2 separate regions of the Homo sapiens genome follow, and region 2 is linked to region 1. A link is a contact called in ENCODE Hi-C or POLR2A ChIA-PET data. All regions are on one chromosome and are shown on one strand. The core of a region is the stretch at or near the end of the contact, and the rest is flanking DNA. Distances in the headings are between cores, read along the strand shown.

What was found. A loop is a pair of places that touch in the nucleus more often than their neighbours do. ChIA-PET counts read pairs that join two places held with the same protein, here RNA polymerase II (POLR2A). Pooled maps may share reads with other maps.
Region 2: a map of astrocyte of the cerebellum shows a loop between it and region 1 (4-fold over the local background). The contact joins two enhancer-like sites. A Hi-C loop is called at or near these places in 2 of 168 maps with a recorded cell type or tissue (astrocyte of the cerebellum and endothelial cell of hepatic sinusoid) and 1 of 50 pooled maps. POLR2A ChIA-PET finds 5 or more read pairs at or near these places in 9 of 52 experiments (AG04449, GM12878, MCF 10A and 5 more).

Annotation. Positions count from the first base shown.
Region 1 is chr20:49,099,420-49,102,908 of GRCh38, forward strand. No RefSeq gene overlaps it. Among named protein-coding and RNA genes, the nearest start is that of CSE1L, 55 kb to the left of the region's middle. Within about 2 kb of position 1,697, at least 2 of the 41 ENCODE cell types and tissues checked have a DNase peak (open chromatin) inside an H3K27ac peak, as active enhancers do.
Region 2 is chr20:49,140,088-49,143,576 of GRCh38, forward strand. All of the region lies in intron 5 of STAU1 (staufen double-stranded RNA binding protein 1), which reads right to left. Among named protein-coding and RNA genes, the nearest start is that of STAU1, 47 kb to the right of the region's middle. Within about 2 kb of position 1,558, at least 2 of the 41 ENCODE cell types and tissues checked have a DNase peak (open chromatin) inside an H3K27ac peak, as active enhancers do.

The DNA of each region.
Region 1 (3,489 bases), core at 447-2,946:
TTATTTTTTTGAGATGGAGTCTTGCTCAGCCCAGGCTGAAGTGCAGAGGCGTGATCTCGGCTCACTGCAACCTCCACCTCCTGGTTTCAAGTGATTCCCCAGCCTCAGCCTCCCGAGTAGCTGGAATTACAGGCACGCGCCACCACGCCCAGCTAACTTTTGTATTTTTAGTAGAGACAGGGTTTCACCATGTTTTGTCAGGCTGGTCTCAAACTCCTGACCTCAAGTGATCCACCTGCCTCGGCCTCCCAAAGTGCTGGGAGTACAGGTGTGAGCCACCACATCTGGCCACCGACTTTTTATTTTAAATGTATTTTCTTTGTGGGAAACTTGGAAAATAAAGAAAAAATATTTAAAAATTAAAAATAATTCATATTCCTACCTACATTAAGCATTTTGGTTCATTTGAGATCATTCTGTATATAGTTTTGTAATTTTTTTAAACCATATTTACTTGGTAAACATTCAGTGGATATATGTGATTTATCATTAGGATATATCATTACCAGATTATGTAATTGTAGTCATTGCTGGATGTCTTGGAGGTTTTCTGATTTTGTAGACAACTCTTGAGATGAACATCTTTATGCATCAATTTTTAGTTCCTGAAGGTGGAATTAGAGCCAATTTTCTTGTGCAAAGTTCATGTCAGTTTCTTTAACACACCTTTACCTACACTGGGCATTATTTGGTTGCCATTTTGATAAGTAAAAATGGTACTTTTCCTTACTTCTGAGGCATAATCAGATTGGCATTTAATCAAACTATTACATACATGTGGTAGAATTCATTTTTTTTAAATTTAACTTTGTTGTTGTTGAGAGGGAGTCTTGCTCTGCCGCCCAGGCTGGAGTACAGTGGTGCAATCTCAGCTCACTGCAACCTCTGCCTCCTGGTTTCAAGCAATTCTCCTGCCTCAGCCTCCTGAGTAGCTGGGATTACAGGCACCTTCCACCATGCTTGGCTAATTTTTGTATTTTTAGTAGAGACAGTTTCACCATGTTGGCCACGTTGGTATAGTGGTGAGCATAGCTGCTTTCCAATTTACTTTATTTATTTATTTATTTATTTATTTATTTATTTATTTATTTATTTGAGACGGAGTCTAACTCTCCTACCCAGGCTGTAGTGCATTGGCACGATCTCAGCTCACTGCAACCTCCATCTCCCAGGTTCAAGCAATTCTCCTGTCTCAGCCTCCCAAGTAGCTGGGACTACAGGTGCACACCACCATGCCGAGCTAATTTTTTGTATTTTTTAGTAGAGACGGGGGTTTCACCATGTTGGCCAGGCTGGTCTCGAACTCCTGGCCTCAAGTGAACTGCCTACCTGGGTCTCACAAAGTGCTGGGATTACTGGCTTGAGCTACCACACATGGCCTCAACTCTTCATTATTAAATTGGTTTTGTGTTAGGTGATTTTGCCCAGCTGTAGGTGAATGTAAGCGTTCTGAGCATGTTTGAAGTAGGCTAGACTGAGCTAGGATGGTGGGTCGGTTAAGTGTATTAAAATGCATTTTAACTTATGATATTTTCAGTTTATGGTGAGTTTATCAGGATGTGACCCCATCGTAAGTTGAGGAGCATCTGTAATAGCATTTTGTTTTTTAAAAATATTTAATCATCTTTGTCAATGTCTCTTGAATCCTCAGCGTTGACAACGAAGATGTGTCCCTACCCTCTGCCTCTCAGGCTTGCTAATTGCTGGGTTCTGCTTTCACTTTCACATTGTTGAAGGAGATATTTCCAGTTGTTTTCTGTGCATTATCTGTAGTTCCCTTTTAAAAGGTGAAGCTGATAAACACTTGTTATGACAGTGTGAACTGGGCTTAATGCTGTGTCAAGCAGTGTGCAAAGATTACATTTCCCTCTCCTCATGTCTTGACTTCTGCATCCCTCAAGAGAGAATGAATGTTCGTAAGGTTAAGGTCAAATGGAATGGAGTTTGCTCCTCATATTTCATCAGTTGCTCAAAGGTACTCCCCATTTTAGCTTGTGTTCTGTTTGGATCCTGACTTTCTCATGGTGGTTTTTCTGGACTTTTATTAGCTTTCTTTTTCATCCTGGGTATTACATGGCGTGCCTTCCACTCTGCCCCTGGATTTCTTTTTACAGCCCTGGCTCTTGTGGGCCACAACAGTTCTTGAGGTAGGCTGCTAGGGTTCCCCATTGGAGCCTCTCCATTCCAGTGTTCCAGGGGGCAGATGAGCTCCTATCCCCACTGGCCTGTCTTGCTGGTGTTCAGGGCCCTGGCTTCCACTTTGCGAGGTCACCTTTCAGGATTCATGTGTATCCACTTTGCTGTGTCAGAAACTCCCTACTGCTGACCTCCCTCTCCTCTTTGCTGTCATTAATGGATTCTCATTGTGGGAGATAAACGTGTGCTCAGCCTAGAATACCACATGATTTTTTTTTTCTTGATTCATTGCTTTTGCCTGTTAGCCTTGTTGTTCTAAAGTAGTTCATTTTTCTACTCTACTTTTCCTTTCCCCTCAATGACCCCCACCCCAAAACTGTGCCTAAATACTATTCATGCAGTCTTTGAGAATCAAACAGGTTCACACTCTTATTCCTGAGTACAGAAACTTACCGAATCACACAGCTGGATAAAGCCGGGATTGAAACCCTGGCAGTCTGGTTTCCAGAGCATTCTGGCTTAGCCACTTATGCCATGGTTTGGCAAAAGTTAGAAACAGCTAATCAGCTAATAAGGGCATGATCACAAGGCATTTTGCTAATAAGTTTTTAAAATATACACTATGGGTGTTTTTTGGTTGTGACAATTCTTGGGTCCCTATTCATAGGAGCATCCCCCGCACCAATCCCTAGGCACAATCCTGTATCCAGCCTGCTGGACATGACCGTTTATTCCATTTCGTAAACCCTAAGCATTTGCTCTGCAAACCTCCTCCTGCTTGGTCCTTGCTCTTACTCCTTGTCTGAGAAACATGGTGGCTGAGCTTTGTGACTGCAAGGCAGGGCTCATCCTTAGGGTCTACCCTGAGGTATTCTTAGTAGGACTGCTCTTTGATAGGGCAAAGGAGTTTCATGGACCCTTTGAAAATAATTTAGAGGCATTTTCCTTTGGTTTCTCTGAATGAGCTAAGAACCCCTGATAATAAGGAACTGCTGTGGGCTGATGGTCAGTTCCTCCAGCCCCTCCATTCTAGGAAGGTGTCTGGTAAAGCAGCTCACTGTGTGGTTGGGGAAGGGAGACAAACTATGAAGTTGTGCCGATTTCTGGGTTTTTTCCCTTACACATGGGATGGTGTGAGATAAAAATCTGGCAACATAGACGCAGTGTTCATGTCAAGAAAGAGCCACAATAGGTAAGTCCCAAGACTGTTTTCTCAGACCTCATGGAAAAGGAGACCTCTTGGAGAAGTGAGAAGCAAAACGAGAACAGGTTTATTCACCTTGGACTGGAAAGATAACGCCTTGTAAGCAGTTAGAGGCAACGCTTTTGGATCCAGAGGGGAAAAGGATCGCT
Region 2 (3,489 bases), core at 308-2,807, 41 kb after region 1:
AGGCAGGAGAATCGCTTGAACCCAGGAGGCGGAGGTTGCAGTGAGCCGAGATCACGCCACTGCATTCCAGTCCAGTGAGACTCCGTCTCAAAAAAAAAAAAAGTAAGTTAATTAATTTAATAGAAAATGTAAAATGGTACAGTTGCTATGGAAAACAGCTTGGTAGTTCCTCAAAAAATTAAACATATAATTATTATATGATCCAGGAATTCCACTTCTAGATATACACCCAAAAGACCTGAAAGTAGCAACTTGAACACATTTTTATACACCAGGGTTCACAGCAGCATTCACAATAGCCAGAAGGTAAAAACAACCCAAATGTCCATCAACAGATGACTGGAAAAACAAATATTTACTATTCATACCATAAAACATTCACCCTTAAAAAAGAAATGAAATTCTGAAACATGCTATAACAGAGACGAACCTTGAAAACATTACAGTAAGTAACATAAGCCACACATTAAAAAAAAAATCCATTTTTATGAAGTGCCTAGGCTAGGCAAATGCATAGAAACAGAAAGTAAAGTAGAGGTTACCAAGGGCCACGAGCAAGGGAGTGGGGAGTAACTCTTCAATGAGTCCAGAATTTCTATTTGGAATGATGGAAAGGTTCTGAAAATTAGTAGTGACAGTTGTGCAAAACCAAGAATGTATTTTAATGCCACTGGTGCACTTAAAAATGTTTAATAATTTTAGATGTATATTTTGCCTGAATTTTTTAAAAAGCAGCAACAAAAATGTTTCACACCAAATATTAAGATACCAGAAATCATCAACACAGTAACTTGTGCTAACCCCAGATTAACTCATTTTTGTGCACAACAGAATAAAGCTTGACAGCTGTTTCCCTGAAGAGCATCCAGAGTTTTTTTTAATAGATGATCTGTTTAAAAAAAAAAAAAAAAAGGTCCACATGCTAAGAACTGTGCCAATGAGAATGCTCTTTATGAGCAGCCAGAACACAACTTGGAAATAAACTAGGTGCTCAGACTGTCGTAAGACTTTGAATGCCACGTACATGCCCCAATTTTCAATGTTTTGTTCATTGTATCAGCCCAATTAGGTTTAACTTTTATTTTTATTTACAACCTATTTCAAACATACAGAAAAGTACAGATAATAACATAACAGGCAATTTCCTGGATTTATCCAATGTCAATAGTTAAGTACTACTGACGTCGGACTGTTTTTTTCTGTTTTAAGAAAAACAATGAGCCACGCATGGTGGCTCACGCCTGTAGTCCCAACACTTCTGGAGGCTGAGATGGATGGTTTGTTTGAAGTCAGGAGTTCAAGATCAGTCTAGGCAACAAAGTGAGACCTTAATCTCTACAAAAAAATTTTAAGATTACCCAGGTGCAGTGGAGTGTGCCTATAGTCCCAGCTACTGGGGTGGCTGAAGCAAAAAGATCACTTGATTGATTGCCCAGGAGTTTAAGGCTGCAGTGAGCTATGATCGTGCCACTGCACTCCAGCCTGGGTGGCAGAGCAAGACTCCATCTCAAAACACAAGGCAACGGGCCAGGCGAGGTGGCTCATGCCTGTAATCCCAGCACTCTGGAAGGCCAAGGCAGGCGGATCACTTGAGGTCAGGAGTTCGAGACCAGCCTGGCCAACATGACGAAACCCCATCTCTACTAAAAATACAGAAAGTAGCCGGGTGAGACTCTGTCTCAAAAAAAGAGGCAATGAAGGCCATCTCACTATCATTCCCAGGGCAGTTAATCACTATCCTAAAGTGGGACTGTATCTTTCCCAGCCGTGTTTTTAAATGAATATAATTTGGTGTTTTTGAAAACTCATATACCTCATTCTCAGAAATTGCCTTTACCATTATTATAAATCCAAACTTATAAGTTTATACTAATAACTGTAATTCCAGCACTTTGGGAGGTCAAGGCGGGAGGGTCACTTGAGGCCTGGAGTTTGAGACCAGCCTGGGCAACATAATAAGACCTCATCTCAACAAGAACAACAACAACAACAAATATTTATTTTTTATTTTGTTTTTGAGATGAAGTCTCGCTCTGTTGCCCAGACTGGAGTGCAGTGGTGCAATCTTGGCTCACTGCAACCTCCGCCTCCTGGGTTCCAGTGATTCTCCTGCCTCAGCCTCCCAAGGAGCTGGGACTACAGGCACAAGCCACCATGCCTGGCTAATTTTTTGTATTTTTAGTAGAGATGGGGTTTCGTCATGCTGGCCAGGCTGATCTCGAACTCCTGACCTCAGGTGATCCACCCACCTCGGCCTCCCAAAGTGCTGGAATTACAGGCGTGAGCCACCGTGCCCAGCCAAAAAAAAATTTTTTTAAATAACAATTTATACTAACGAAATGCTCCTTTTCTATTTTATATACATGTATCAAGGTTCCACGTAAGACTGATAGAAAACAATGGGTCTACTGCTCCGTTCTACACCCTAAGCCAGTGGTTCTCAACCACAGCAGCACTACAATCACTTGGGAGCTTCACAAGTTCAGATTCTGGAGCCCGCTCCAGACAACTGAACTCAAATTTTTGAGGGCATGGCCTGGATAGCAGTTTTATTTATAGTATTTGTTTATTTTTTAAATAAGTCCCCAGGTGACTGGAGTTGCGATTCACTGCTCTAAGCCATTGCTTCCAGAGGAGTATCATTAGGAACAAAGCAGCCAGTAAAATAAAAATGCAAAAAAACATATTTGAAAATGAAATTATTTTGCTCTTTTACACAATTTTTTTCTTTTGAGACAGGGCCTCAGCTCTGTGCCCTCAGCTGCAGTGCAATGGCATAATCAGAGCTCACTGCGGCCTTGATCTCCCAGGCTCAAGCAATTCTCCTGCCTCAGCCTCCTCATTAGCTGAGACTACAGGTACATGCCACCATTTCGTTTTTTCAAATATTTTTGGTAGAGATGAGGTCTCTCCATCTTGTCCAGGATGGTCTCAAACTCCTAGGCTCAAGTGATCCTCCCACCTCAGCCTCCCAAAGTACTGGAATTATAGGAGTGAGCCACCGTGCCTGGCTCATTAAAAATTTCCTATTATCCAGACTGACAAAATGTTCCAAGTAGGGAGGCAGCAAATGGTTCAAAACTAATCTACAAAAACCATTCCCAGTAAAATGAGGAAGGTTTAGTGGGCACTTAGTCTTATCTTCACAATGTAGGAATTACTGTTAACACTGATTCCATAGTGTATAGTTCAGCAATAAAATCTAGGCAACATTAAGAAAGAGGCCAGGTGTGATAGCTCATCCCTATAATCTCTGCACTTTGAGAGGCCACGGTGGGCGGATCACTTGAGCCCAGGAGTTCAAAACCAGCCTGGGCAACATGGCAAAACCCGCATCTCTACAAAAAATACAAAAACTAGCCAGGTGTGGTGGCATACACCTGTAGTCCCAGCTACGAGGGAGACTGAGATGGGAAGATCACTTGAGGCCAAGAGGTCAAGGCTGTAGTAAGCCACAATCGTGCCACTGCACTCCAGCTAGGGCGACAG